Linked DNA regions of Homo sapiens: region 2 is linked to region 1. Evidence: read pairs that join two places in POLR2A ChIA-PET (ENCODE). Cell type or tissue: HepG2. All regions are shown on one strand. Each heading gives the region's core, and the rest is flanking DNA. Links, peaks and the distances in the headings are about the cores only. Region 1 overlaps PITX1-AS1 (PITX1 antisense RNA 1). Region 2 overlaps PITX1-AS1 (PITX1 antisense RNA 1).

Region 1 (15,553 bases), core at 2,923-10,922:
ATTCACGTGAACTCAGAGCACCATATCGGTTTTCCACCTTAAGTAAGAGGATTAAAAACATTTCATAATGCAGGGCCTGAGTTAGGAGCCCAGGCCCCAGAGCCTTGTCACATTGTGTAATTGGAAGTAATTGCCAGTGTGGGGTTTGAGAAAGGCGCCCGATTGGGTGGTGGGGGCTGGTGAAACCTCTTTTGAGCCCTTGTTAAATGGGGAGGGCAGATTAAGCTGAGCAAGTGGGTTGAATGGACAGACTGATGTACTCACCCCTCTCAGACCTCAGCATCTTACCTGGGTGTCCTTTGAGGGGAACATAGGGCTGCTTTGGGGGTGCTGCAGGTGTGTGGGGGAGATGAGAGCAAAGCTGTCTCTGTGTACAGCAAGGCCTGTGCCTCTTCCTGGCTGCTGCCTCTTCATTCTGGGGACAGGAGCAATGCAGGGACCTGTTGTATCTTACAGAAGACCCTCAGTCTCTCTGAGCTGACCCCTGCAATATCACCAATCAGATGATATCCAGGTTATCTCTTGGGGAAATTGGAACCATAGGTTGGGGTGGGAGGGCTCACGTTCCAGGGGGTGTAGCTCTTCCAACATAGCATTTTTTGATTCCAAATTGAACTTCACTTGGATCTTGTGCAATACAGCAGCCTTGCCACAGCTGTGCAAATGCCTCATAGGGCCAGAGCCATGCCTATCAATGGGGGCCCTTGGTTGGGGAGGGAGACACTCGGCTTTCTGAGAAGTGATTGAGCCGCGTGGAAGTGAAGGTGTTTTGGAGTAGCCTGCTCTGGCTGGGTGTTGTTGTGGCCATCGAGCACCCACTCCTGTGTCTTTCTCCTGTGTGGTTCTCATTTAGCCACACTGTCCCCTGCTCTCTCCAGGTTTTGATGCCTCTTTCCCGGGGTGGGGAGTTTAAAGTGGGAAAGCAGGCATTGGCACTATTCACAATAGCAAAGACTCGGAACCAAGCCAAATGTCCAACAATGATAGACTAGATTAAGCAAATGTGGCACATATACACCATGGAATACTATGCAGCCATAAAAAATGATGAGTTCATGTCCTTTGTAGGGACATGGATGAAGCTGGAAACCATCATTCTCAGCAAACTATTGCAAGGACAAAAAACCAAACACCGCATGTTCTCACTCATAAGTGGGAATTGAACAATGAGAACACATGGACACAGGAAGGGGAACATCACACACCAGGGCCTGTCATGGGGTGGGGGGAGGGGGGAGGGAGAGCATTAGGAGATATACCTAATGTTAAATGACGAGTTGATGGGTGCAGCACACCAACATGGCACATGTATACATATGTAACTAACCTGCACATTGTGCACATGTAGCCTAGAACTTAAAGTATAAAAAAAAAAAAAGTGGGAAAGCAGGAAGGAACATGGCTGTTCCTCAGAGGTCCAGGCTGAGAGGTTTGTGGCAGCTTTCAGGGGAGAAGGAGGGCCAGGAGAGGGAATGAGGAGATGAAGCCCAGTTATGAGCCATGTATAATTTCCCAGGATTTTGTCCATGATGCTCCAGGATTCTCTGTGCCCTGGCAATGGGCTGGGAAGCCAGAGGGTGTCTTGACTCCTTTCTCCAAAAACTGTTCTCCGTCCTGGCCTGTCCTCTAAGGTCATCTCTGTCGCCATGCAAAGGGAGACGAGATCAGGGCCCCATCACAGCCATGATCCCTCTGTCCATCCTAGACTCACTTTCAGTTGAGGATCCTGGGCTCATGGCTCCCACGTGGATGTCCCGGGTGCCCCATAAGTGGCTGTGGCTGATCAGGGGTCAAAGATCACTCATGGGTCACCCCATCTGAGTCCATTGCGGAGGACAGGTTGAAATAGAGAGTGTGTGGCTATGTGTGTTGGTGGAAGGAGTTGGGTTCCCTACTCTATTTACTGGTGCCAGCCACATTTCTGGACCTTGTGATCACATTTTCTTTTCTGGACCCAAGAGGCTTAGGGAAGAAAGGAGGAGACCCTTGGTTTCCAAGGCCCTGAGTTTGATGACTCTTGGCTAGATTCTGAAGACTTCTAAGTTTTTCCTGAAAACCTCCCTTGTGTCTTATCCCCCATATCAGAAGAAGATCCCTTGGGAATGAAATTCTATAAAGTATGAGCTGGGGTTTTCCTAAAGAGGAAAATTTCAGAACTGTTTTTGCTGGTGAGATCTTTTTATTTTATTTTATTTTTTTGAGGTGGAGTCTCACTCTGTCGCTAGGCTGGAGTGCAGTGGCACCATCTTGGCTCACTGCACTTTCCGCCTCCTGGGTTCAAGCAATTGGTGAGATCTATTTTTACAATTAGATTGAAATTAGAAACTAATTAGAAATTGTTTCTTTTTAAAAATTAAGATTCTGCTTAAGAAAGCTGCTTTGGTTAAAATGGGGGAGGGGACTGGAGCCTCACCCTCTGCTCCTTCTGCTGCCTTTGGTGGCTCCTGAGGTGCCACCATGCAACTCTAGGGCTTTTTGGAAAATGGCTTATAAATCATCTTCCTAAGCTAAGTCCCCGGTGGGTTAAGGTGTGAAGATTAAGATCATGGGCTCTACGATCGAACAGCTTGTGTTCAATTCCTGGGTCTGCCACTCACTAGCTGTGTGACCTTGGGCGTGTTTCTGAACTTGTCTCCTTTTGCTTATCTGTGAAATGGGCATAAGAAGAATACCTGCCTTGTAGGTTTGTTATGAGGTTTAAATTAGTGTTTGGTACAATGACTTGCTCACTTGCCAAAAATGTTAGTGATTATTAACAGGGAACTCTCAAGCCTCCAAAACTCTCTAGCATCCAAAGAAATTCAACCTAGTGGTATGAACTGAAGTCATGCAGATATTGGGAGAGAGATTTTAAGGTGGAGAGAGGACCTTCCTTCACACTCTTGGGGTTACCTCCAGGTCAGACCAGTCCTGGTCTTGTGGGTAGTGACCTTGTTTGCAAGTGAGTCACAGTGAGGACCTATCTCCTTCCCCAACTCCGTCCTAGTGTTGAAGTTGAGCAGGATTAAACAGGGTGTTGAGTTGTGTCATTCTCCTGCCTCTGCCTGGGGCGGGAAGGGTGACTAGCTCTAGTCTAGGTTGTGGCACAGCTCTGGTGAGAAGAGGGGGAGGTGGCCTAGCCAGGAGACTTGTTTAGGGTAGGTGTGCACTGACAGGACGTGAGGACAGATTTGAGAGCCCTTCCTAAGGAGGGGACCCTTGTCCCTGGCTCCCTCTCCCTTCCTCTGCAGGAGTCATCCAACAGTGATGATGAGGGGCATCACCTTTGTTGTTTAAGCCTCCTCCTGTTGGCTCTTGGTGCTACCCAGGGCAGCTCCTTTTATCCCCATGATACAGATGGGATAGTCGAGGCCTAGAGGGTTGAAGCTGTTTGTGTGGCTGATTCTAGGTCAGAACTCATGATCTCCTGACTGTGCTCTGCGGTCTTGGCGATTGGCAGATGTGCCTGATTGGCCTCGGAGGGAGTCGTGGAAGGTGGGCACAGCTCAAGAGAGAGAGTGTTCCATTTGCTCCCTTCCCAGCGGAAAGGCCCTCATCTGCTCCCGCTGGACTGGGCGCTGCTCTGGTTCCTAGCCTGTGGCTTAGTAAGTGCTCAGGAGAAGTCAGTTGAATGAGTGAACAGTGTTTGGAGGTATTTCTCAAACATGACTAAACTGCCCAATGCACACAGAACTTGAATCATGACCTGAGTTGCATAACCAGCAGGGTTGTATGTTCTGCTGCAGTGGAAAAGGACTGAATTTCTATCCGGGTGGGAAAGAAAGATAAAGCTCTGTCAACTGAGGCATCTTATGGTGGACCTACCACTGCTACTTCCACGTCATCTATACCAGCCCTGGGTACTCTTGACCACTTCACCTGTGTAGATCCTCATCTTGGCCTCATTGGTTGTTCTGTCCCAGGGAAGAAATGTTGACTTAAAAAATAGGCTGGCCTTCTGGGATATTCTTCACTGCAGCAGCCCCATATTCAAGGTATGATGAGGTGGGGGTGAGAAGATGTGCTCTCTGAAGGACTTTCTAGAAAGAAAAGTCAGTGGCTTCCATCAAACCAGGAGCTTCCCACATGGTCTCTATGTGGTTGGCTGTGGGAGCGTCCAGGGTACCTGTTCCCTTCAGTGGAAAAGCAAGCCAATTAGCTTCTTTGGGCCCTGGGCCTCTTTTAAGATTGTCCTGGGTCATGGGCCAAGGCTGTGGTCTGCGCAGCTCAGAGTTCTTCCCAAGCAATGCCTTGGTTCAACTGGTGGAGCTTTTTGGAAGGAGGAAACCGTGGACTTGACGGCATTTGGCAGGTAAACCGTAGGTGCTTGGATGATTTTTAGAATTGGTATTGGGACCACAAGGGCAACACGTGTCCATCGTATACTAATATGTGCCACAGCCTCATGATAGACACAGGGCCTGGAGCTCGAGCATTGAGGAGGGAGTCCAGGTGTGTCTCCTCTGTTATGCCAGGCAGCTGACTCCCACTGGCAGCATTTTCCCAGGGCAGAGACCCACACTGTGCCAGGTCCTGTCCTGCTGACAGGCTACAGTGTAGGGCTCATAGAGCCAGCCCCCAAGGTCATGAGGACAGGGGAGACAGTTTACCACATACCAGGCCAATGATCAAGGTATCAACTCATCACAACCAGATTTGGTTTTATCTTGCAGAAATTTCAAAATTGAGCAAGATTTCAAAATAGTTATTTCACAGAGGTTTCAAAATGGGAAGACCTAAAGCCCTATCCTGTCAGCCTATCCTGGCCTGAGCTAGGCCAGGGTGCTGTCTGGCTCCTAACTCCTGTCTTTTCTCCCCAACCTCTTGCTACAGCTCTGTAGGATTGGGCTCCAGGTACTAAATCCTGCCTGATCTTGGGAAGGGATCATAAGCCATGTGCATAACAGCATGTCCTGAGAAAGGGCCCAGGGCATCATCTTCTGCCATGTACAGCAATCTCTGTTGGTGGCTGGGGCACTGACCTCAGATCCAGGCTTGGGCACCAGTTCCCACTTGACTGAGTGGTCTTGGGGAAGTCCCTTCACCTGCAGGCGTTGGTCTTCCTACCTGGACAACAGTGGCGATGGTGGGTTGCACCAGAAAGTCTCAGCCAGTCTGTGGTTCCAGGCTCAGTATCCTCACACAGTGGTATGCTCGTCCCCATTTTCTAGCTTAAGCCATCACGCTTCCTAGATTGCACCTGGCTATGCTGGAACAAATCCAGCCCCACTGGGAAGCCTGCTTTCCTTGTCTACTCCAGCACACAGTGATTTTCCTTCCTTGTGATTTCCATTGACCCATTCACTGGACACACTTCCTACCTTGTGCTGTAATCTCTCTCTCTCTGTCTCTCTTCTCTCTCTTTGTAAGTATGTTTTCTCCATCAAGATTGGGAGCCCAAGTACTTCCCTCCTCCATGGCATGTGGACATACTTGGAATCCACAAACATGACAAATAACTCAGAATCATGGTGATCTAGGGAGTGAAGTATCCTGTGCATCATATATTTTTCCTTGGGTTCTAACAGCTTTCCTTGGGGCCTAGCATGAAGTGATTTTGGTGGTTCCTCATCATGCCTGCAATTGTGTGGTCTTTTCCGCCTGAGGGTTGCCACAGTGTAGCTGCCCTCTATCCTGAGGTGCCCAGGGACTAGTGAAGGACAGGAATCGGGACAGGGCCCCTTGGGTCCCACTGCACAGATTCCCATGTGCTCACTGCTCCCCAGCCCTTCCTGGAGGCAGGCGTGGGATGGGTCTGGAGGGAACAAGGACAGCTAAGTCATTGCCATGGATTTAACCGGCTGGCTGGGCCCATATATGCACAGATTGTGGGGATGTGGACTCCTCCTTCCCATGCTGGAAATGGGCCCCAGAAAGCTACCACCTGCCACTTCTGTTGGGCGGGCGGGAAGAAGCTTGCACCATAGATACTGTGAAGTCTGCAGGTTTCACTCGGTTGGGATTTGTCATCTGGCAAACAGTCAAGTATCTGCCATACCTGGCCGAGTCAGCTGCAGCCTTCATGGCCAATCCGCATGATGAAGTATCCAGTCAAGTTTTGGCAATTCCAAAGGTGTGGCAATCTTGGTTGCAAGGGGCCAGTGGGGAGCATTGCGACAGAGGCCCTTGTGCTGGACCTGCAGGACGCCCCAGGAAGAAGGTGGAGGGTGGAGGGCACCCTTGACAGTTGACATCTGTGTCAACAGCGCCCAGTGACACACCGGGGGAGGACGAGCCTGCACTTGGCAGGCCAACAATGAGCTGATTGATGCAATGAACTTTCCCCTCAAAGGCCCCACCACTGCCTGGGGAGCCTGGGCCAATGGTGGTCTGCCTGCTTCCCCTGTAGCGATCCGCTGGCAGCCTCAGAGCAGGGAATGGGGGTGGGTATTGGCTCCTGATGGGGTCAAGACTTGTCCAGGATCCTCTAGGAGCCTGCTGTGGAGTAAGGAGAAGGCTGGCAGCTCCTGGACATGCAGGAACAAAGGCCTGGGAGAAATGAGTGGTGTATGAGTGGGAGTGGCTGGGCCCTGGGTGGGTGATGTGTCTACGGTGCCTCCCACCTGGCATGAGGAGGGAGGAGCTTCATGAGCTGCTGGGGAGGCAGGTATGTTTGTCCTCCCATAAAATGTGGCCCAATTTATAGGGGTTGCAAATGTTCCCTAGAAACCTTACCCATACTGCACGTCTGGGCTCAGTTCAGCACTGGGGATGAAAACCTTGGCCCTTCTTCTTAGACCCTGTCCCTCCTTCTCCATGTATACATGCATGTGTGTGCGCACACACACGCTCTACCTTGCCAGCTGAGGTTGTATGATTCATGTTGCTGGGGAGCTCAGACTACTCAAGGCCATGGTGCTGGGAGACTCCATATCTGGGTACGGATATTTAGTCTAAGCAGGCCTCAGGTCATGGGACCCTCTAGTTGACTCTGCTAACAAAGACTTCTCCACCTACTTTTTTTTCTATGCTGTATCCCCAGATGAAGCAAGCCCAACAGACCTAGGTTACTCAACAGGGCCCTTAAAACAGGTCATTGCCTCTCTCAGGGTCTCAGTGTTACCACCTGCTCAATGGGGCAATAGTGTTGGCTCAGTATGGATCTTGGGATTGTGTGAGTTTCCAGAGAAAAAGGGGAGAAGGTCCTTTCAGAGCTGAGCAGAAGACTAGAATTCTCCAAAAATCCAAGTTTGTCTAGCCCAACTCCTATTTGAAACCTTTCAAGGCTCCTTCAATGGTAACATTCAATGATTATTTTCAGGAGAGAGGCCAAAATGCTTATCAGAATCCACCCTCTGCTTATCTCAGTTCTTCAATGCCACACTATTTCCCTGTCCCCTTGTTTTCTACATTCCATCCATGCTGGCCTCTTTCTTAATATCTGACATACAGAGGCCTCATGGTGGGATAGAACGCGGAGACTATTGGCTTCTTTGCTGGGAATGCCTTTCTTCCTACATCCCTCTCTTTTTCCTTTCCATCTGGTTAACTCCTGTTCATCTCTTGGTTCTTAGAGCAGTTGTCCCTGTAGATATTTTCTACCTTGTTTTTTATTTTTTTATACATCATAAACATAATTTTTTTAATAGACTCTGAGAAAATTCTGTTATCTGAAATGTAAATCTGTTTCAGTATTTTGATTCATGATGTCTTATTTCCTTGTGTGCCTGGTTATTTTTGACTATGTGCTGGTCATTAATGCTAAATTATTTTAGAAATAATTCATTCAGAGAGGATTTTATTTGCTTCCTCTGGGCTGTGGAGTGCTGTCTGTTAATTTAAACATGAGATTCATTTAACTCTCGGGTTATTTGAACAGGAGCTACAGGCTCACAAGAGGGCTAGTTTATTTGTAGTTCACCCTCATGCTGGGAGTAAACCCCTTTATGGGCTCATTTTACATAGGTGGAATTGACACTTTGACTTTTGTACCCCTCATTTTAGAAGGTCACCACCAACTTCTTCCAGATCAGAAAATGTCCTCAGGGCTAATGTGGCTTTGAAGGTTTGGCTTATTTTTTTATGTCCTCACGTTTTTATAAATTTTGGTGTGGTAATTCTTAGCCATGTTATAGCTTTTTGATTCTTTTGAGAAAATTGAATTTATTCAGACTTTTTCAGGTATCCTCTGTAGGAGGTTGGTTCAAGTTCACTAGCTCCTCCTAAGGGAGCAGAAGTCTCTTGGTATAATTGTAACTTCTCTAAGGAAGCATTCTCTGACTTCCCACATGGATCTGGCTTCCTAGTTATGTCTTCTACTGATAAAATGAGGCTATCTCCTTACGAGTTCTCACAATGGTTGTACTAATCAGTTCGTCTGTATGGTTATTTGGTTAACACCTCTATCTCTACCTCCAGACTGTAAGTCCATGCAGGCAGGGGCGGGGCAGATGCCTATGCCTGTTTTGGTAACCATTGTATCCCGAGCACCTAAAGCAGACCTTGATGTGTTATGTACTCAAGGATTACTTATGATTGGAATGACTTCTACTTCCTTTACTTGGTCCAGCAAGTTTGTTTCTTGTGTACCCTCTTTTTTGCCATTACTTTAAATATGCAACTCAGTTATCCTCTACTTCTACCTTATATTTTTGATCCCTCAGAAATCAAGATGACCCTAAAATGCACGTGGTAGTTAACAACATGAGCTTTACATTCAGAGAGTTCTGAGTTTGATCCTTGCTTCTTCTTAGCTATGTGGTATTATTTGAGTCTCTTAAACTCTCTGAGCTTCAATTTCCTCATCTATAAATCAGGAAAATAATCATGTCTATTTTATTAAGTTGGTTTTAAGATCAAATAAAATGATGCTTAGCATAATGGGTGACTTTGGTGGGTGAAATGAATTGGCACTCAGATCCATACCACCCTCCTTCTAGTAAACCTTGCATACAAATGTTAAAAAGTATATGTCTCAGATTCCCTATGCCAAAAGTATGAATGCAGATGGGTTCTATCAGTTAGATGTATGTGTGTGAGATTTGGAAGGCAGATATGAAGTAGAGACTGTCTTCTGTCTTGGCAACAAACATAGCAACAGTAAACATGGTCATACAGCTGTTGAATTTTCCATGTTGGAGTTCTAGTGTCTGGTCTCTAGTTGTGTGGGTATTAAGAGGCAGTCATGGTAGTGACAGCACTTTTATACCCCTGGATTGTAGTTGTGGCAGTGTGTTCTTGATGTCAAGTAGTTGCAGCGGCAGCTTTTTGATTCCTTACTAAATCAGGTATGGGTCATTGTCTAGGTATAATCCATCCTGAAGCATAATTCCACTTTATTTGTGAACCTGTGAAACTCAGTAAGTTTTCCACTCTAAGAATATAGTGGGGGTACAGGCATAGGGTAATAGTTCTAGACATTTCTGTCCAAAAGGGGAGAAAATGTAAAGAAAAAAAGAATCACTGGTCCCAAGCAATTTTGAAATCCAGCTGGGCAAACTTCATTTGGCTTTAAAGCTTCTCCGTGATTCTTGGCTCACCATCTGGGTTCAAGACCCCACCTTCTGAGTCAACTTTTCTTTTTCATTAAAGGTAGCATCTGTTTGCAGCTGAGGAGTTTTATCAGCCTGTTTATTGCCTGGAGATTTTCAGAGGTTCTACAATCTTTTTTTCTTTTTCATCTCCTCTCAGCCCTCTTCAGTAAAAACTGCAGTGTTTCTGCTGGCATAACATTCTTAAGAATCTTGTAGGTCTTCTCCTCCTCCACCAGTCATTCCTAGATAATCTCATCTCTATTTTGGCTTCTGCTGAGATATTCAAGAGGATAGATAAGTCACACTCTTTTCAAAGAGGCTTTTGTGTGACTAATCTTTTGATCTTTCTGAGGTACCAGCAATGGGTTGTCAAGCCACACTCTTATTTTTTGCCTCTTGTCATACTTTCTTGAACGTAACTCTTAATTTTAGTGTTTTTACAATCTAGATAGGCTGAGACTTTCCCTAAATCAAGTCATGTTTCCTTAAAAAAAAAATACACACATACACAAAAACAAAAAACAACAACAACTAAAAACAATTTTTCCTTCAGTTTACCTCTTCTCTCTCTTTCTCTCTCTTTTTTTTTTTTTTTTGAGATGGAGTCTGCTCTGTTGCCCAGGCTGGAGTGAAGTGGCACAATCTCGGCTCACTGCAACCTCCACCTCCCGGGTTCAAGCTATTCTCCTGCCTCAGCCGTCCGAGTAGCTGGAACTACAGGCGTGTGCCACCATGCCTGGCTAATTTTTGTATTTTTAGAAGAGACAGGGTTTCACTATGTTGGTCAGGCTGGTCTCGAACTCCTGACCTCGTGATCTGCCTGCCTTGGCCTCCCAAAGTGCTGTGATTACAGGCATGAGCCACCGCACCTGCCCAGTTTATCTCTTCTCTTTTGCATTTTACTATAAGGAGCAAAAATAAACCTGGCCACACCTTTAACACTTTTCTTGAACTGCTACTCAACTAAATACACAAGTTCATCACTTGCAATTTCTGCCTTTTACATAACTGCAGGGCACAATTCCACTGACTTTCTGCCACTATATAACAAGGATCCTCTTTCTTCTAGTTTTGAATAACATTTTTTCATTTTCTTCTGAGCCCTTACCAGCAGCACCTTCAACATCCGTATTTCTACAAACAGTTCTTTCACAACAATTGAAGTGTTTTTTAAAGTGATTTTGGTTTTCTTTACCATGTTCCTCATTCCTTCTGAGTCTTAGTAAAGTTGTTAACATCCATATTTCTAATAGTCTGTTCAAAGAAACCTAGGCTTTTCTATCATGCTCCTTACAATTCTTCTAGACTGTGCAACTGCTGTTTCAAAGTCACTTTCACACTTTTAGGTATTTGTTACAGCAGCCCCGCTTCTGGTACCAAAAACTGTATTTACTTCTTGTGGCTGCTATAATAAATTCCCACAACAAAAATGTATTATCTTGTGGTTTTGAAGGTCAGGAGCCCAAAATGGGCTCCACTGGGGTAAAATAAAGATGTCAGTAGGGCTGCATTTCTTTCTGGAGGGTCTAGAGAAGACCCTTCTGTCTTCAAAGCCACTGGTTGTGTCTTTCTCACATTACATCACTCTGACACTGACTCTTCTTCATCTTCCACATTTCAGAACCCTCGTGTCTACACTGGGATACTGTAGTCACTGGATACACCCAGACAATCCAGGATAATTTCCTTACCTCGAAGGAAGCCATTTTACCACTGTAATTTCATCTGCTATCCTAAATTCCCTTTGTCACAAAAATGAATATTCACAGGTTCTAGGAATTAGGACATGGACATCTTTGGGGAGCCATTATTCTGTCTACAACACCTGACTTCCAAATTGGCAAGTCAGCTCAGTGGGATTCTGGAAGTCATTCCCAGGGGCCCACCTAGAGCCCATTTTCTAGCCCTTTCAATGATTTTGTAAGCATCCAGTCTCCTGACCATGGGTACGTTTTTTACCCTCTACAGGCTGCCATTTCTCTATCTGTAAAATGGGGTGATGATGACGTAGTCCCTAAGTAGCAGTGGAGAGCACAGAGGATACTGATTTATCTCCCAAACCCAAGGCAGGCATGCTGTGGGGACTGAGCAGCTGCTAGCCAAGAGTGCCTCAAGGAGGTGGCATGGCAAGGGCAGTGAGGAGTCCCTGGAGTGTCTGGAGCTTATGGGAAGGGTGGAGGATATTGAACATCTACTACATGTTGGGCACTGTGCTGAGCTTTTTTCACAACAGTTATATTATTTAACTTCATCTGTGATGAGTGAAATGCTCTATTCTGTGCTGTACAATATGGTAGCCAACAGCATATATGTGGCTATTGAGCCCTTGCAGTGGGAGTGGTGTGACTGAAGAACTAAATGGTCAATCTTATTTAGTTTCAATTAGTATTCATTTAAATTTAAATGGCTAAGGTGACTAGATGCTACCATATGAGACGGCACAGCTCTTACAGGTTACATTGCCCAGGGTCTTAACTTAGCATGTGACAGAATTAGGGCCATAATGAGAGAGGGGTTTGGAGTTGGGCAGTTCTGGCCATGTGGCCGCTTCCCTCTGACTTCAGCCCCAACCTTGAACATTTCCACTCCCTCTGCTGTTCGACCATGGGCTAGCACAACCCCTGTAAGCCTTCTGTGTAACCCTCCTGCAGCCATCCCTCTGGAGTTGGGGTCTGTTCCAGTCAGGGAGCTGGCAGGAGATGAGGGTGTGTAGGGTGGCAGAAGTGCCCAGGCTAGACACAGGCTCTGGATGCCAGTACTGAGACACATGGCGACACTTTTGCTCTACGTGAGCTGTGGCACAGTCCTAGAGCCTGCTTTCCCAGGCGCTACCACATGTCACTTGTCAGTTCAGAGTCACTGGTGTTTGTCCTCTTGGGGTCTCCTTTTCCACGGTGCCCACATAATCACCTTCCTTGGCACAGGGAAGAGTAGGTGGTGTCATAGGGTGGAGGCTGGCAGTGCAGTGCCGTGCGGACTTGTGGCACTAGAGACATCAGAGCCTCCAGGCTGCTCATCTCCGAGCCCCTGCCTGTGCTCCATGGGTGGCTTGTCAGAGCTGAGGAGCCATGTGTGATGGGGAAGGACCTGTGGTTGGTGAGCGTAGGGATCCTGGCAGAGTCCCCCCAAACATTTGCCCAGGTAGAGGTTTCAAGCCTATGGTTTAGGGGATGTGCCTGAACTAATCCTGTTATTAGCTGGATTATCTCTTCAAACTGAGAACCAGCTCCTGTGGGTCCCAGGTGAAACGCTCAGTCAGGAGCCAGAGTGACACGCCCCACCCAGGGCATGTGCTCGGTGTCAGTGAGCCTGCCGCCTGAGTGGCACCCAGGCAGGCTTCTGCTCCTGCTTCAGCCACTAGTTGTTCCACTCATTCATTCATCCATCAAACAGTTCCTGGTGCTAGCTGGGCACCAGGCCTGGAGCTGGGTGCTTGAGACCCAAAGGTGAACTACACCAGATAGAGTCTCGTGGACTTCACAGTTTAGAAAGGCAGACAGAGACAAGTGGAAGACGGAAAAATGGTAAAAGAGAGGTAGGTACAGAGAGATGGGACACTCAGGACCAGAGGCTGAGATGGGGCTGGAGAGGTGGACAGGGACCAGAAAGTGTGGAGGCCCCAAGGGTCCCACTAAGGCCATTCCAGAGGTGATGGAGTCCCTGGCACATTTGAGGAGCAATGTGATCAGATGTCGAGTTGAGGGTGCAGACTAGTGTCAGGGTGAGACCACTGAGGAGGTGGGCTGTTCATTCATTTGTTAATTTCTCATTCAGCCAATATTTGAGTTTCTGTTATCTGCCAGGCCCTATTCTAAGAGCTAATGCTATATCACCAAACATATAGACAACCATCCCTGTCCTCAGGGAACTTACATTCTAGGAGAAAGAAGGGTTGAAGGGAGAGACGGAGAGATTGGGGTTGGGGAGGGAAGAGAGGAGGAGAGGGAGGAAAAGGAGAAGAGAGAATGAGAATGCACAACTGTAATAAATAAGTGGATGATGTAGTATGCTAGAATGTAAGAAAGGCTACAGAAAACAGCAGGCCTAGAGGTTTAGGAAATGCTGGGGGTACACAGGGTATGTTCTGTCCCATGAGACGGTGAGATTTGAGCATAGACTTAGAGGTAGATGTTATTTGTGTAGAGAGGGGCAGGAGCAGGGTATTTCCAGATCATGAGAAGGGCAAAAGCAGAAACCATAAGGCAAGAATGTGTCCAGTGTGTTTCAGGAACAGCAGGGGAGGCCAGTATGCTTAGAGTGACGCCGTCATGGAGGAGAGGCACAGACAGGGCAGAGAGGTGAGGGGTGCAGATCACAGAACTCCCAGGGGCTTTGTGGATAGTGTTCAGAGGATCTCTGAATGGGATTCAGATTCCCACTTGGATGGAAAAAAAAATCACATCTTTATTTTTAATTTTCGTTAGACTTTAAGTGAAATTTAGTACACCTTTTGATTGAGAATGTAGGCAATAAGAAAAAAAACCCTAACAGAAAGCAAAACACAAAAAAACTCCCACAGAAGTATAGAGTTACTTGTGACTTTGTCAACAATAGAAACTATAGATTTTTTTTTTAATTTTGGTTTTGTTTATTGTGGTAGAATACACATAACATAAGATTACCATTTTAACTATTTTAAAGTGCACAATTCAGTGGCTGTAAGTATGTTCACAATGTTACGTCACCATCACCATTATCTAGTTCCAGGAACTTGTTACCACCCCAAATGGAAAGCCTTTTCTTTTCTCTTTTTTTCTTTTCTTTTCTTCTTTTCTTTTTCTTTCCCTTTCCCTTTCCCTTTTGCTTTCTTTTCTTTTCTTTTCTTCTTTTTTTTTTTTTAAAGTATACTTTAAGTTCTGGGATACATGTGCAGAGTGTGCAGGTTTCTTACATAGGTATACACATGCCATGGTGGTTTGCTGCACCCATCCACCCATCATCTACACTAGGTATTTCTAATAATGCTATCCTTTCCCTAGCCCCCCACCCCCTGACAGGCCCCGGTGTGTGATGTTCCTCTCCCTGTGTCCATGTGTTCTCATTGTTCAACTCCCACTTAATGAGTGAGAACATTCGGTGTTTGGTTTTCTGTTCCTGTGTTAGTCTGCTGAGAATGATGGTTTCCAGCTTCATCCATGTCCCTGCAAAGGACATGAACTCATCCTTTTTTATGGCTGCATAGTATTCCACGATGTATATGTGCCACATTTTCTTTGTCCAGTCTATCATTGATGGGCATTTGGGTTGGTTCCAAGTCTTTGCTATTGTGAATAGTGCTGCAATAAATATACTGTGCATGTGTCTTTATAGTAGCATGATTTATAATCCTTTGGGTATATACCCAAGTAATGGGATTGCTGGGTCAAATGGTATTTCTGGTTCTAGATCCTTGAGGAATCGCCACACTGTCTTCCACAATGGTTGAACTAATTTACACTCCCACCAACAGTGTAAAAGCATTCCTATTTCTCCACATCCTCTGCAGCATCTGTTGTTTCCTGACTTTTTAATGATCCCCATTTTAACTGGCGTGGGATGATATCTCATTGTGGTTTTGATTTGCATTTCTCTAATGACCAGTGATGATGAGCTTTTTTCATATGTTTGTTGGCTGCATTAATGTCTTCTTTTGAGAAGTTTTGGTTCATATCTTTCACTCACTTTTTGATGGGGTTGTTTTTTTTTTCATGTAAATTTAAGTTCCTTGTAGATTCTGGATATTAGCCCTTTGTCAGATGGATAGACTGCAAAATTTTTCTAGAAGAAAACCTATGCAATAAACAGTTTGCTAACTATTTCAGATATCTTGAAATATTTCTGCTTATCACTACTTTGAAATTACAATGCCCATGAGATCTTACTATTTAATGCATGTGCATAACAATATCACAAAAAAACATTATTTCAGTGTAACTGGTTTCATTTTAATGCTATGTAAGCTTTATGCATCTAAAACATTTCTCTGAGACAAGGTCCATAGGCTTCCCCAGACTGCTAGGGGTGTCCCTGGCTCAAAGATAGTGAAGAACCTGTGATGCCGAATCTGCTAACCCACCTTAAGAACTTGGGCTTTGAGGGAAATGAGGAGCTGTTGCGGGATT
Region 2 (15,553 bases), core at 2,617-10,616, 110 kb after region 1:
GAATAAAACATTTTCTAAAACTAAAGAGTAAATATATGCCTTATCAAGAAGCTTAGAGAATCCCAAGCAGATTCAGTCAAATTGCTGAAAACAAAGGATAAAGTATGTCAGTTTCAGCATGCTACCGGAAAAAACAAAAGATCTTGTCAACCTATAATTCTATATCCAATAAAAATATCATTCAAAAATAAAAGTGAATTGAAGATATTTTCAAGCAGAAAAAACCAGAAAGAAGCCATCTCCAGGAGATGCTAAAAGGAGTTCTGTAGGCTGAAAGAAAATGGAAGTAATAGAATATTTTTTTGAAAGCAAACTGTGAGGAATTAAAGATAAAGATTACAGTCACTAGAGAAATCACTAAAAATAATTCAGAGGCATGACTAAAATGTCAATAGAGGAGCTAAAATGAAATACTAAAAATACGTTTCATCCTAAAAATAATAGGAACATAAAAACAAAGAGCATAGAAGATAAAAACCAAACCAAAATTTGGTTTAAAATCAAAATAGATGAATAATTGCATTAAATATAAAGGGACTGACCTTCCCAATTAAAAGGCAGAAATTGTCAGACTGGATAAAAATGCAAGACTCAACTATAGAAATACACTTTAAATATAAAGACACAAACAGGTTGAAAGTAAAGTATTTGAAAAAGATAACCTGCAAATACTGTGCATAAGAAAACAGGTGAAACTAATATCAGGTGAAGTAGACTTCAAGTTGATAAAAAGATATAAGAAACAGAATGCTATTAAGGGCTTAATTAATCAAGAAGACATAAACATCCCCAAAGTTTTTGTACCTAATATCAAAGTTCCAAAATACATGAAGCAAAAATTGATAAAATTAAAGGAAATTATACATATCCAATCATAGCTGAAGAATTTAATATACCCTCTCTCAGTAATTAATAGGCTGAAAAACTAGTTGAGTATATGGAAGAGTTGAACAACACTGCTGATAACCTGATCTAATTGACATTTTTAGATTACTCCACCTAACAGGAGCAAAACACACATATTTCTCTAATGCATGTGAAGCATTTCTCAAAAGAGATCATGAACTGGATCATAAAACAAGTCTCCATAAACTTCTTAGATTGAATTTCTAAGTATATTCTCTGAACACAATGAAATGTAAAGTGGAAATCAATAACAATAAGATACCTAGAAAAATTATTCGAATGTTTGGAAATTAAACAACACATGACTAAATAAACCACAAGTCACGGAAGAAATCATGAGGGAATTTAGAAAATATCTTAAATTTACTGATAATGAAAATATTTTGATAATGAAAATCAAAATTTGATAACAATGATGAAAATCAAAATCTTTGGCATACACAAAATTTAAAGGGAAATGTACAGCTTTAAATGCTCATATTAGAAAATAAGAAAGGTATAAAATCAATGACCTTTGCTTCCACCTTAAAAAGCTAAAAGAGATGAGTTAACTAAACCATAATCAGAGTAGAAAGCAATAAAGTAGGAGACAAATAATCAAGAAAATCAGCAAAAACTGAAATTGGTTTGCTAAAAAGATTAATAAAATTGATAAACACCTAGGAAAACTAATGAAGGTAAAAGGTCAGAAGATACAAATTACCACTATGAAGAATAAAAGAAGGGACATCACTAAATAGCCTACAGACCTTAAAAGGATAATGTAGTCATATTATAAATAACTTTATGACAATTAATTCAATGATTTGGATGAAAGGGACAAATTCCTTGAAAAACATAACTTAAAAAATGGACCCAAGAAGAAATAGGAAATATAAACCCTATAGTCATTAAATAAATTGAGTTTGTAATTTAAAAAACTTCCCACAAACAGAAATCTAGGCCCAGCTAGTTTTCTCTGGCAAATTATTTCAAATATTTAAGGAAGAAATAATATCAATTCTACACCAAGTCTTTTAGAAAATAGAATATTAGAGAATACTTTCCAACTCATTCTATGAGGCTAGAATTATCTTGATACCAAAATCATACAAGGAAATTATAGAAAAGAAAGTTATAAACCAAAGTTTCTCATTATCATAACTAAATCTTTGATAAAAATCCTTAACAAAATATTAACAAATAAAATCCCATAATATAAAGAAAAAGATAAAGTAGGGTTTATCTCAGGAATGTAAGGTTGTATAACATTTAAAAAATCAATATAATTTACCACATTAACTTATTAAAGGAGAAAAATTATAAGGTCATTTTGATGTAGAAAAAGCAATTGACAAATCCCAACATCCGTTCTAGATAAGAACTCTCAGCAAACTAGGAATGAAGAGTCTTTTTTCAATCTGCCAAATAACATCTACAAAAAACCTATGGCTGACATACTTATTGGTGATTGAATGCCTTCCTCCACAGATTGGAGACAAGGCAAGGATGTCTCTCTTACAACTTTTATTCAGCATTTAACTTGGAGTCTTAGACAAAGCAATAATATAAGAAAAAGAAATAAAGGATATATAGATTGGGAAGGAAGATGTAGAATTGTCTTATAAGTGACATGATTTTGTACAGAGAAATTCCTAAGGAATTCTTAACTTTAAAAAAAATTATTTTAATTTTTGTGGGTACATAGTAGGTGTATATATTTATGGGGTACATGAGATGTTTTGATACAGGCATACAATGCATAATAATCATATCATATAAAATGGGGTATCCATCCCCTTGAGCATTTATCCTTTGTGTTACAAACAATCTAATTATACTCTTTTAGTTTTTTTTAAAATGTACAATTAAATTATTATTGACTATAGTCACCCTGTTGTGTTATCCAATACTAGGTCTTATTCATTCTAACTATTTTTTGTACCCATTAACCATCTTCACCCTCCCCTACCCTCCCACTACTCTTCTCAGCCTCTGTTAACCATCTTTGTACTTTCTATCTCCATGAATTCAATTGTTTTTATTTTTAGATCCCACAAATAAGTGAAAACATTCAATGTGTGTCTTTCTGTGCCTGGCTTATTTCAGTTAGTGTAATGATTTCCAGTTCTATCCATGTCATGTTGTTGCAAATGACAGAATCTCATTCTTTTTTTTATGACTGAATAGTACTTCATCGTGTATCTGTACCACATTTTCTTTATCTACTCATCTGTCGAGGGACTCATAGGTTGCTTCCAAATTTTGGCTATAGTGAACAGTGCTGCAACAAACACGGGAATGCAAATATCTATTTGATATACTGATTTACTTTCTTTTGGGTATATATACCCAGCAGTGGGATTGCTGGATCATATGGTAGTTCTATTTTTAGTTTTCTTGAGGAACCTCCAAACTGTTCTCCATAGTGGTTGTACTAATTTACATTCCCAACAACAGTGTATAAGAGTTTCCTTTTCTCTACATCCTTGCCAGCATTTGTTACTGCCTGTCTTTTGGATATAAGCCATTTTAACTAGGGTGAGATGCTATCTCATTGTAGTGTCAATTTGCATTTCTCTGATGATCAATGATGTTGAACACTTTTTCATATGACTGTTTGCCATGTGTATATCTTTTTTTGAGAAGTGTCTATTCAGATCTTTTGCCCATTTTAAAATCAGATTATTAGAATTTTTCCTATAGAGTTGTTTGAGCTGCCTATATATTCTGGCTATTAATTCCTTGTCAGAGAGTAGTTTGCAAGTATTTTCTCCAATTCTGTGGGTTGTCTCCTCACTTTGTTGATTGTTTCCTTTGCTGTGCAGAAGATTTTTGTCTTTATATGATCCCATTTGTCCATTTTTACTTTGGTTACCTGTGCTTGTGGTGTATTACTCAAGAAATTTTTGTTCTGACCAGTGTCCTGAGGATCTTCCCCCATGTTTTCTTGTAGTAGTTCCATAGTTTGAGGTTTTAAATTTAAGTCTTTAATCTATTTTGATTTTATTTTTGTATATGGCAAAAGATAGGGGTCTAGTTTCATTTTTCTGCATATGGATATCCAATTTTCCCAGCACCATTTATTGAAAAGACTGTCTTCCCTGTTTATGTTCTTGATACCTTTGTCAAAAATGAGTTCTCTGTGGGTGTGTGGATTTGTTTCTGGGTTCTCTATTCAGTTCCATTGGTTTATTTGTCTGGTTTTATGCCAGTACCATGCTGTTTTAGTTACAATAGCTCTGTGGAATAATTTGAAGTCAGGCAACGTGATTCCTCTAGTTTTTATTCTTTTTGCTCAGGATAGTTTTGTGATTCCATATATGTTTTAGGATTGTTTTTTCTATTTCTGTAAAGAATGTCATTGGTATTTTGATAGAGATTGCATTGAATCTGTAGATTGCTTTGAGTTTCCTAAGGGATTAAAAAAAAAGTAGAACTAATAATTTATTTTTGCAGTGTTGCAGGATATAATTAAATTATAATTCCATATGTTAGCAATGAACAATTAATTAACAATGAAAATGTCAAAATAGTAATTGTAGCATAAAAATTCAGCTACTTAAGGATAAATTTAATGAAAGATATGAAAGACTGGAAACTATATAATGTTGATGAGAGAAATTAAAGACCTAAATAAATTAAGAGATATAACATGTTTATGAATTAGAAGACTCAACATTAAGATGTCACTTCTCCCAAACTGACCAATCCTAAATAAAATCCCAGCAAGCTTTTATCTTGGACAAAATAATTTTAAAATTTATATGAAAAGGCAAAGGACCTAGGATAGCCAAAGCAATATTGAAAAAGTAGAGCAAATTTGGAATATTTACCCTACTTCACCACAAGACTGACTATATAACTACACTAATCAACACAGTGTGGTATGGATGAAAGGATGGGTTAAAAGACAAATGGAACAAAATAGAGTCCATGCATAGACCCAAGATATATGGGAAAGTGATTTTTGACAAGGGTGCCAAAGAAATTCAGTAGTGAAGGAAAATCTTTTCAACAAATGGTACAGAAACAACTAGATATTAATTTGAAAAAAAACTTTGTTCTTACCTCTAATAATATAGAAAAATCAGTTCAATATGGGTCATTGATCTAAATGCAAACACTAAAGTGATAAAATTACTAGAAAAAAACAGAGTATTTTTGTAACCTTGAGGTAGCAAAGACTTCTTAAAGAAATCATGGAAAGTACAGGCCATAAAAGCAAAACTTGATTAACTGGGTTTCAATAAAATAAAATCTTTCTGCTTATCAAAGACACTGTTAAAACAAATGAATAGGCAAGCCACAGATTTGCCAACACATCTCTGACAAAAGACTTCCATTCGGAATACATAGAGAAATTCTTGCAACTCAACAATAAAAAGACAAACAATGTAATTAAAAATTGCAAAACAACTTGGATAGAAATATCATTAAAGAAGATATACAAGTGGCCAATACACACAGGAAAAAGTTTTAAACACCAACTACTAGATATCAGGGAAATGCAAATTAAAATTATAGTTAGTGACCACTAGATATCAACTAGAAGTTGGTTAAAGTGAAAAAAACTGATGACACTAAAAGTGGGAGAGGATGTGGAGGAACTGGAACTCTTATGCATTGTTGGTGAGAGTGTCAAATGGTATAACCAGTTTGGAAAACTAATACTTCCTTTAAAAGTTAAAAATACACTTACCTATAGCCAGCATTTCTATTCCTAGGTATTTACATGAGAGAAATGAAAATATATTTCCACAAAAATCCTTGTATAAGAATGTTCATAGCAGTTTCATTCGTAAAAATCGAAAACTGGCAAACGGCCCAGTTGTCCATGAGTGAGGAATGGATAAAGACACTGTGGTTTAGTCATGCAACAGGATACCAAGCAGTGTAACAGAATGAACAACTAATACCATCATGGATGAATCTCAGACATATGATGAGTGACATAAGCTGCATATGAAAATGTGCATACGATGGGATCCATTTATAAGAAAATCCAAACTAGGAAAAACTAACCTACGATGACAGAAATAAAACCAGTGGTTGATTCTGGGGATAGGAGATTGCCTGGGAAGTGTGAGAAATGTCCTGTGGCTTTATGTGTATTCATCAAAACTGTTTGATCAGAACACTTAAGACCTGAGCACTGGACTTTATATAAATTATACTTTAATAAAAAATGTGAGATAAAAGTCATTTCTTTCACTGGACTTCAAATCACAATTAACAAATTTGAAGTTGCTACACTTAATATAACCGATGATGTAACTATCATAGTATGATGGACAAGTGCTAGGATAAAACTATTAGAAGCCTAATTCGAAATATTGAATGAAGGCTACATGCTTTAAAGAAATCTATCCTCCAGAAGCACCTGTTCTTGAACCAAAATCTGCCCATTCAGCCTAAGCTTTCAGGGAAGTCAGGGCAGGTAAGGATTGGGCCCCTGCCTGCCTCGTGACACGTGGGCAGGGTGTCCGTCTTGGCTGTGGGGCAGCGGTCACAGCCATAGCCACGGATACGAGCCTTAATGGTATCTGTTAATTATCTGCTTCTAAATCTGGAGTTTATGAAATGCTCTTCACTAGACTTCAAAAGCTGGGAGTCATCCCGGTTATCTATTCAAGAGCCCAGCTTATCCCTCTCTCTCAGTCTGTGACATCAAAGACTTAGTTTCATTGCAAAATTGTCTGGCACGATGGCATCAGGTCGGCTCCCCTTTGAAAGGGTTTGGAACACAGTGATGAGTCAGAGCTCCTCCGAGGAGCACCTGACCCACCCGCTCTCCTCCGCGTGGGCTTGGCCCAGGGAGACCCGGCCAGAGGCCTCGCTGATGTGGACGTGGGATTCATTTGGCTTGGCTCTGCTAGGATTTGGAGCAAAGCTCTCCTGCTTGCCTATAGGGAGAAAACCTCTCAATCTAGGCCTGGGAGGGTAGGGTTTATTTGCTTGCTTTTAAAATTTTATTTATTTATTTATTTTTGGTCACTGGTAATAATTTTTGGGGGTGGCGGGGGGGATGAAACTATACGCCTTTCTTAAACTGCCGGAGCATGACCAGGAAGGGTCAGCTTTGATTCTGGTCTCTCTTTTCACCCTTTTATTTGAATGCCATGAGGACATTTCCCTATCAGGTTGTTAGGTGAGAATCTATTTCTGTTTTTTCTGCTTTCCTTGTTTTCTTTGCTAGAATACATTTTGTCCTCCTAAAGTAATACAAATGTTAATGTGTATACAGGTTTTTTGAACTAAGGATATTAGTTGAATTTATTTGCTGACAAAAATAATGAAAGGTCGCTTCCCAATTGTTTCTGTACTCCCTGGTAATTTTGGAAGTTAAAATGCTGTGTTGTCACTTCCCAGGCTAACAAGTCTCATCTCACTAAATCATGCCACAGATGCGAAGTTTCAGTTTAATTTGAATCCTGGTACTGTGCTTATGGAGGTAAATGAAGACCCTGGCTTTGTAAATCTTCTTTGTTTTTCCACTTTTATTTTTAAGTGTAGCTAGATACAAAGTTTACGTCCATTTAGCTGACCTTTTCAACAGTAAGAGCTATTTTATAAGGCAGCAGAAGTGAAAGTTATCAGTGCGGCTGGGTAATGTAAAGTATTTATGAATGAATGTGCAAAAAACAATCTGGGGGTGTAAAATGTGGGGCTGGGCTCGAGCAGACCCGCTTGTGACTTGAGCCCTTCTTTGCAGTAAAGCATAATTCATGCTGCTGTTAGCCCTTAAAACAGGAAATAATATACCCATTTAACTTAATCACAATTTATATTACATGTGCATATTTCTAAACAAATGTTGTAGATGGAGAGTTTGGTAGCAATAATATTTATGAATTACACTTTTAGTTAGCAAAGGAAATGTGTGACCTCTTACATTTGGTTTGACATTTGAATTTGGTGTTCAGTGTATTTGACAGGAGTGATGGATTCTCATTAGCTCAATGTATAAACAGGAAATGCTTCCTCGGTGAATAGTTATTAATGTAGGACATCCCTGAATTTGAATTTTCAGTTGCTTATTCTGGTCCAGACTGTGACATTTATTTAATTTCTTTCTTAAAAAAAAAAAAAAGAAATGCATGGCATTAATTTTGTGTGTAGCAAACCTGAACAACATATGAATGTCAAGCTCTGAAAAACAGAAAATTGTTCACGAGTGGGGTGGCAGGCGAGGCTGTTGAAGGCTTAGACGAAGGGAGCAGCCCTGGCCGCAGACAGCCCCCATGTGGACTCGCAGTTGCTTGCCTTAATTTCTAACTAAGATAACCTACAGGAATTAGAACATGACGTGGGGGCAGATTTGAGTAAGCTCATACTTAACCTTTACCCGCAGCAGGATTAAAGCAGTTCGTGCAAAACGGGATCAGAGCAAATTTGCAATGTAGCTTGAGACAGCAATTTTATTTTGAGTTTTCTGCACTAGCTTGGTACTCTGTGACAATACCAAAAACACAGGATTCGGGGTGTGGGAAAGCTAGAAGCATCTGACTTCTAATGGGAATGAGGAGAAACCAGGCCAGTTGGCTGCCGTCCGCCATGGGCCCCGGCCCGTCCCCAGCCCCTTCTGAGTAAAGCTTAGAATCTAATTAGAAGTCAGTTAGAAACCCGGAAAGTGAAGCTGGCAGGCCCTTAATCTGAATTTCAGGTCTTCAGAGAAGGAAAGTAGCGTTTTTATTGTTGGAGGTCAAAGTTTAAATTTAGTTTATATCAGATTACCAAAATATGCTTTCGGTAAGGTTAGATTCTCATGCTTGGAGAGAGTGGGTCTGTAATGAAAGCAAACAGGGCGAGAAATAATCCCATTACAGATGAACTCTTCACTTGAACCTCAAACATTTGGGAACCATAATAACACCATCTCGGCAGGAAGATAAAGGCTGGACAGGCAGGAGCTGGGAAGGAACCTCCCGACCACCCGGTTGAACATGATCCCTTCCCACCCCGCCACGCCTGGGCCTGGCTTGATCTTAGAGCACTTAGGTAAATGACTTATTTATTAATTAGATTTTCTTTCTGCCTCCTCTGCTAAAATTTAAGCCCTGAAAGGCAGGGATTTTTGTCTGTTTTCTTCACTGCTACCTCATCACTGTGAAGATCACAGCCTAGCTCACAGGAAGCACTTGCTAAATATTTGTTGAATAAATGAAGGGATCTTGGTACCTCTGAGCAGAAAGCACACATTTTTAAAGCCAAAGATTTTGAAATTAAGAGAGAGAGCCAGTACTTTGGTGTTTTGGGAGAAGCAGTGAGTGCCTCGGAGGGAAGAAGGAGCCGTCACTCTCGTGGGTTCTGGGAGGGAAGCCACAAGTCTCAGATTGGGGATTGCCAGCTCGGAGTCCATGAGCAGATTTTCCTTGCATGGGGCTTAATGCTGAGTGGACACTCAACACTCTGGTTTTGAGCTAGAATTTATAAGGGGGTGGTTTGGACGAGCCCTCTATTGTGTGTGCCTGGGAGCTCCTGTCTGTCTTTCCTGCACCCTCTTAGGACAGTGAAGGGGCGCAGGCTGAGCAGGATGAAGTGAATACCTCCCGTTGTGAACTGGAGATGGGGAGGGAGCTGGGGGCATGATTCTCCTGGGTATTCACATGCACTGTAGCAAGGAGGCCTGTCCGCTTCCTGGTTAGGAATGAATAATCTGAAGGCTGAGAGACGGGACTGGCAGGAAGGGGATGAGTCTCACTTCATGGCTGGCCTTGCTGTTCCTGAGCAATCTAGGATCAAAACCCCACCAAGACATTCCTGGGCTTGAAACAAATAAACCGCCATGCTTTTCACTAAGGATGTGCTTGTGGGAAAACTGTCCTCTTTCCTCATTCCTCCTTTAGAAATCACGTGTGAAACAGACGGCTTGCTTGTGCCTCCGGTGAAAATAATTTGCAAACTCTCCCCTTTCCTCCTTCCTCATTGAAAATGACGCACAGCCTGCCCTCTTCCATAGTTCAAATACTCTCTTAAGAATATTGCTGTGGGTCACTATTTTCTTTTGGTCCCCAAAAACAAAACATTGTTTATCAGTCTTGTAACCCCCAGATTCCACCTCTTACTTCCCAGACCCTGGTGGTAGTATCCGTCTGCCAGAGACCAGAGAGAAAAGTCAGAGGTTTCAGCTGCAAAGACCAACTCTCTCAACAAACATTAATTCAGTGTGTGTTCCCTGAGCACCCACTCTGGCTGGGCACTGGACGTAGAAGAGTGAGCAGACAGATGTGGTTGCTGCTCTCCGGGAACTTTAATACCTGGGATGATAGCAACTGACTGTGTGTTTTGATGGGGGTGAGTTGACCTGGAGTTGGGGGTGGCTGTGGGAACTGACCGTGGCTGGGCCCCAGTGTGAATACTGTTCTTGTGACCCTAGAAGTGAGTCTTTCAGGCTTGTGCTTCCCTGGTGGGGCTCCCAGACATGCAGAGAGGCTGCCTTTGGCTCAGTATTTCGGGGCAGAGGGCGGTCTGGTTGTGAATCATTCCCTAGAGAACCAGGCTCTTAAAGGGAAACCAAAATGAGTCCCTTGCATAGGCGGTTTTCAGACTGATGTGCAAACTCTTTTTACCAGTGCCACCTTCTGAAGAGTAGGAAGTTTCCCAGGCAGAGCTTGGGAAGCATTATTGAGCACCTACTGTGTGCCAGGCCCTTCCTTAGGCCCTTGGCTTCTCCTTACCTCATTCAGATCCAGAGATCTTTTGTTTATGCCGTCATTATCTCTTGCACGGCCCTAATCCCCCATTTATCCAAGTCCTCCCGTTCTCAAGGCCTTAGAAGCCTCTACCATGAAGCCCTCATATCTGAGGCTCATATCTTGTCTGCCCCTGCACCCTATGGATTTTAAAAATTGTTCTCTCAAAGCATCATGTATTTTGTCTCCCTTGTCTGTGAACTCCTGTGTGTAGAAGCTGTGCCACTTCTCTGGCTGCTTCTTAGTGGCTATTGACGAGTGTACGCCATAGTATTTATTAATAGTAAGCATGCCTTGAGGTTCTGCAGCCACTTCCCCTCTACCAATAAACTTTGTATTTTGGTGTGACTGAAAAGTTTCCTACTTAAAATATTATGAAACTAATATATGTTTGCTATAAAAAGCCAAACCCAGCATAAAGATGGATAAGGAAAAAATCAATTATTTTGTGAGTCCCCCTTTTCAATCCCATCCCCCTGAAGTTACAGTGTCAACAGTAAATGGTGATTACCTCTATGCCTTTCTTCATGCAAAAACTTAAATAAAAATATAGGTGCATACTTAGAGATTTTACCTTTTTCTTCTTTTAAAAAAATAAAAATTTGCTCCTGTTAAACATTACATTCTTTCATTGTTTTTAATGAATGCCACATCATGGTATTACATTAGCTAGTAAACTTGCTGAAAAAACATCTCTCCTATCAGTAAGGGGCATGGGCAAATTCAAACCTTCAGATACATATGAATAACTTTTGAAAAATATGAAGGGATATAAAAGAACAATAAGAAAAAGAGATAAACTCGCTAATAAAGCAGAAGATGTTAAAGGAGAATGTGTTATATGAGGAATTAAAAATGAAAAAAATCCATCATTTTTCTATGTTAGTAAATGTAAATATTCTTTTTTTCCAATAGCTGCATATTTATATTCGATAGCACAGACATACTTTTTTCAACATTTTAACTGGTAGACATTCATTTTTAATTTTTGGCCCTAACAAGCAAAGCTGCAATAAGCATTCTTATAGATATGGCCTAAAGGACATATTCCTTAAAGTGAGACTGCAGGTATTTTAAATTTTACCGGATGCTGGCTGGGAGCGGTGGCTCACACCTGTAATCCTAGCACTTTGGGAGGCCCAGGCAGGTGGATCACTTGGGGTCAGGAGTTCGAAACCAGCCTGGCCAACATGGTGAAACCCAGTCTCTACTAAAAATACAAAAAAAAAAAAAAAAAAATAGCCAGGTGTGGTGGCAGGCACCTGTAATCCCAGCTACTCGGGAGGCTGAGGCAGGAGAATTGCTTGAACCCGGGAGGCAGAGGTTGCAGTGAGCCGAGATCACGCCACTGTACTCTAGCCTGGGTGACAGAGTGAGACTCTGTCTAAAAAAAAAAAAAAAATGCCACATACCTTTCCTAAAGGTTGTAGCAATTCATCACATTTAGTGATGAATGAGACCTCCTATTCCCCATACCCTTACTAGCACTGGGCATTACCAATCTATTTTAATTTTGTCCATCTGGTGGTTCACATTTGTTTTGATTTATATTTCCCTACCTACCAGTGGAGTTTCACATCTTATCATTGTTGGCAACTTGCATTTTATCTTCTTTAAATTGCCATTTCATGTTTTTTGTCTATTTTTCTGCTATTCTTTACTTTTTCTTATTAATTTGTAGGAGTCCTTTATTATGACAGTAAATAAACCCTTTGCCATATGTATTGCAAATATTTTCTCCCATCTATTGTTTTCATTTTATCTATGACAAATCTGGCTTCCTAAAAATGTAAAACTAATTATATTGTCTAAATATTAAAACATTCTCTTTCTTCATGACTTTTTAAAAATGACTTATGAAGCCCTTCCTACTCTGGCTTTACATATACATTCTTTTAAATTTATTCAAATATTTTTAATAGTTTTTCTTTTCATTTAGATCATGAATCTACCAGGAAGTTATTTATGTACATGGAATGTGGAAGGGCCTGGCTTTACTTAATAGATGGTGTCGGACTGACCATTCATAGGGGAGGAAAAATACAAAACAAAACATCCTTTTCCCACTGACTACGCCTGTGTCCTATATGGAGTTATTCTACCCTTCTGATCTATTGGGTTCCCAGGCCTTGCTTTCAAAACTTTGGGGTGGGAGGCAGCACCCACTGTCCCAACAGTGTCCCAGGCAACAACACGGGCACTGGCTCCCTGCTGAGGCAAATCTCTTTTTGCTTGATATTTAACTGTCAGAGGGAAAAGGGGAGGGTTTGGATTACACATTTTCAAAGTCAGATCTATTCAAAGTTCTCATAGCAGAAAATGCCCCTTCTTTTAGCTTGAAAAATAAAAACAACCCAAATTTTGAATTATGACAACCCCAACTGGTGCACGAAATCGCTGACTACTTCTGTGCTGGTGACCACAGAGCCCAGTGTAAGAGGTCCTGGTCACCGGCACCCTCGTCCTCAGGAGGCTCGGGGGTGGTGTCGCCTGGCTTTCTTTTCAGAGTCTACTCTCGGGCTGAGATTTTCCTTAGGCCAAGTTTCAGCCTGGAGCAAATTTTTTATGGCTGTGAGCTAATCCCCTAGCAAGCTCCGGTTTATACAGAAACGCTGACACAGTGCGAGCTCTGGTGATTCAACTGGGGCGGCTGGGCTATTTATGGCTCCCTGATGCCAATAGGGGATAATTCTTATTTAATAGATTCAGTTTCTGTTGGGGCAGGGATCCCACTTTTTCCCCCCACCCAGTGGGGCAGTGGAACATCTTCCCCAAGAGCCAAGCGAGGGGGAGGCTGCCTGTGGGGAGGGCCTGCCTTGGAAGCAGCCGAGCTGCAGTAAGTTATGACCAAGGTGGGCTTTTCAGCCTGGGATTGCTGGAGCCTTAGGAACAAATAAATATTTTCATCTCCTATTTTGTCTCTGGGCAATGGGCCCAAAAACTGCCTTGATTCTTCTCAGTGAAACCTGGGAGAAAGCTGAGGATGACTTAATTCCCTCTTCCCTCTTCCCCTTTCTGCACTTATTTCTTTGTATTGAGGACCTGGAGCAGGGGTCTGGAGCAGCCACTGTTTCTGGGCATGGCCAGGCAGGATTGGACTCCATGGCCTCTGGGAGGCGGGCATGAGCATGGCAGATGTCCCCCTCGCCAATATCTCCCCCTCGCCAAGAGCTCCCCCTCGCCAAGATCTCCTCTTGCCTATGTTCATGTGGTCAGCCTATCGACAGGGGGCTAAAGGGGCCACAGATGGCTTTGGGGGCTGGCAGGAGGTAGGCAGCTTTTGGCTTGGGCTTCATTTCCACTGTCAGCCTTCCCTTATGCAGCCTTCCCTTGGAAGAGCTAAGCACCTTATTTCTATTAGTCTCCACTTTTTTCTCTACCTGAGGGGAGGCAGAGGAGCCAGACTTTAAAAAAAAAAAAATTGTCGGCTGGACACAGTGGCTCACGCCTGTAATCCCAGCACTTTGGGAGGCCAAGGCAGGAGGATCACTTGAGGTCAGGAGTTCGAGACCAGCCTAGCCAACATGGTGAAACCCCATCTCTACTAGAAATACAAAAATTAGCCACACATGGTGGTGTACGCCTGTTATTCCAGCTACTTGGGAGGCTGAGGCAGGAGAATCGCTTGAACCCGGGAGGCAGAGGTTGCAGTGAGCCAAGATTGTGCCACTGCAGTCCAGCCTGGGCGACAGAGTAAGACTCCATCTCAAAAAATAAACAATTGTGGCAAAATATTCATAACATAAGATTTACCAATTTTTAAGTGTATAGTTCAGTGGGATTAAGCACATTCACATTAAATATTCACATTGTTTTGCAACCATCACCAGCATCCATTTCTAGAACACTTTCATCTTACTAAACTGAAACCCTGTACCCACTAAATGATAACTCCCTATTCCCTAGGGGGCAGATTTTTGTCACTAAAGGATGAGGGGCTTTGGAACCTGAACTCTGATGGGTCTGGGCATGTGGTGGGGAATTGGGAGTGGATGCTATGGATATCATGTGGCTGAGGTCCTTTCTTCATTCATTCTTTCCTGATGCACTCCAGAAAGGAAAGTTCTCTCTGCTACCAAGGGCCCTATAAAGATGGCTCTCAGGGGTCCTGAGAAGCAGCCATCCCTATACAGGAGCACACCTTCTGCACCATGTAAAGCCTTTCCCAGTGACATTTGGAGGACCAGATAGGAAAATTTCATTAGCACCATTTGGCAGGTGAAAACACTGAGGTCTATGAGGGTAAGTGACTTGCCCAGTTACCAAGTTGCAGAGCTGGAACTTGAACCAAGGCCGCTTTGGCTCCAGAGTCCATGCCGTTAACCACTTCTGTGCATTTATTGAGCAACTCTGGGGCTCTCAGAGTGATTCCCAGACCAGCAGGGCCATCCCAGGAGTACCAAGCATCACTCCTAACTTGACAAGGCATCTGGATCGACCCCAGCTAATGCGGGGCCTTTGAAGTCAGTGATGTCAAAAGTGGGGCAGCTTTGTCTTTTACCAGCTTTTATGGGGCCTGTCGGGGAATGGAAGCACTTAGGGATGGCAGGCAGATAAAGGATGGGCTGGCCTGCCTTGATAAGGTGGCCCAAGGTGGGGGTGGGCCAGGAGGACACTGAAGCCGCCAGGGCTGTGGTTTCTGCATGGGAGTAAGTGTGATTTCTGGCAGAGCCGGAGAAGCTGTGAAGACAGGCTGGCGGCCGTGGGATTTAGTGGTTTAGCTTTGTTGAAATCCCCAACTTCAAGGACTTCCCCTGGTGACTGTTTTTGTCAGGCCAATTAAGAGCGAGCTTAGCCGAGCTCTGGGAAGGGAGGAGGGAGAGAAAGGGTGGGCGAGGGATGCCCAGCGCGGCTGGGAGATGGCAGGAAGGAGCTGTTATTGCTCCCAGTGGACAAGGGCCCACAAGTGAACGACAAGACAGGTGGTGCGGAGGATCTGGCGTGAGGACTGTGCCACCTCCTCACAGCTTTTC

What was found. Peaks named below come from ENCODE experiments on the same cell type or tissue, not always from the same donor. Only the 100,000 strongest peaks of a DNase experiment are listed, where the experiment ranks them.
Region 2: POLR2A ChIA-PET joins it to region 1 with 13 read pairs; 2 of 35 experiments call an interaction of 5 or more read pairs at or near these places.

The regions. Positions count from the first base shown.
Region 1 is chr5:135,150,829-135,166,381 of GRCh38, forward strand. All of the region lies in intron 2 of PITX1-AS1 (PITX1 antisense RNA 1), which reads left to right. Among named protein-coding and RNA genes, the nearest start is that of LINC02900, 90 kb to the right of the region's middle. In HepG2, for the core only: no CTCF peak of the experiment used is centred there; DNase peaks (open chromatin) are centred at 3,663, 6,153, 6,903 and 8,373; H3K4me3 peaks cover 558 bases.
Region 2 is chr5:135,256,846-135,272,398 of GRCh38, forward strand. The region is part of intron 3 of PITX1-AS1 (PITX1 antisense RNA 1); the gene reads left to right. Among named protein-coding and RNA genes, the nearest start is that of LINC02900, 16 kb to the left of the region's middle. In HepG2, for the core only: a CTCF peak has its summit at 8,120; DNase peaks (open chromatin) are centred at 6,566 and 8,208; H3K4me3 peaks cover 2,742 bases.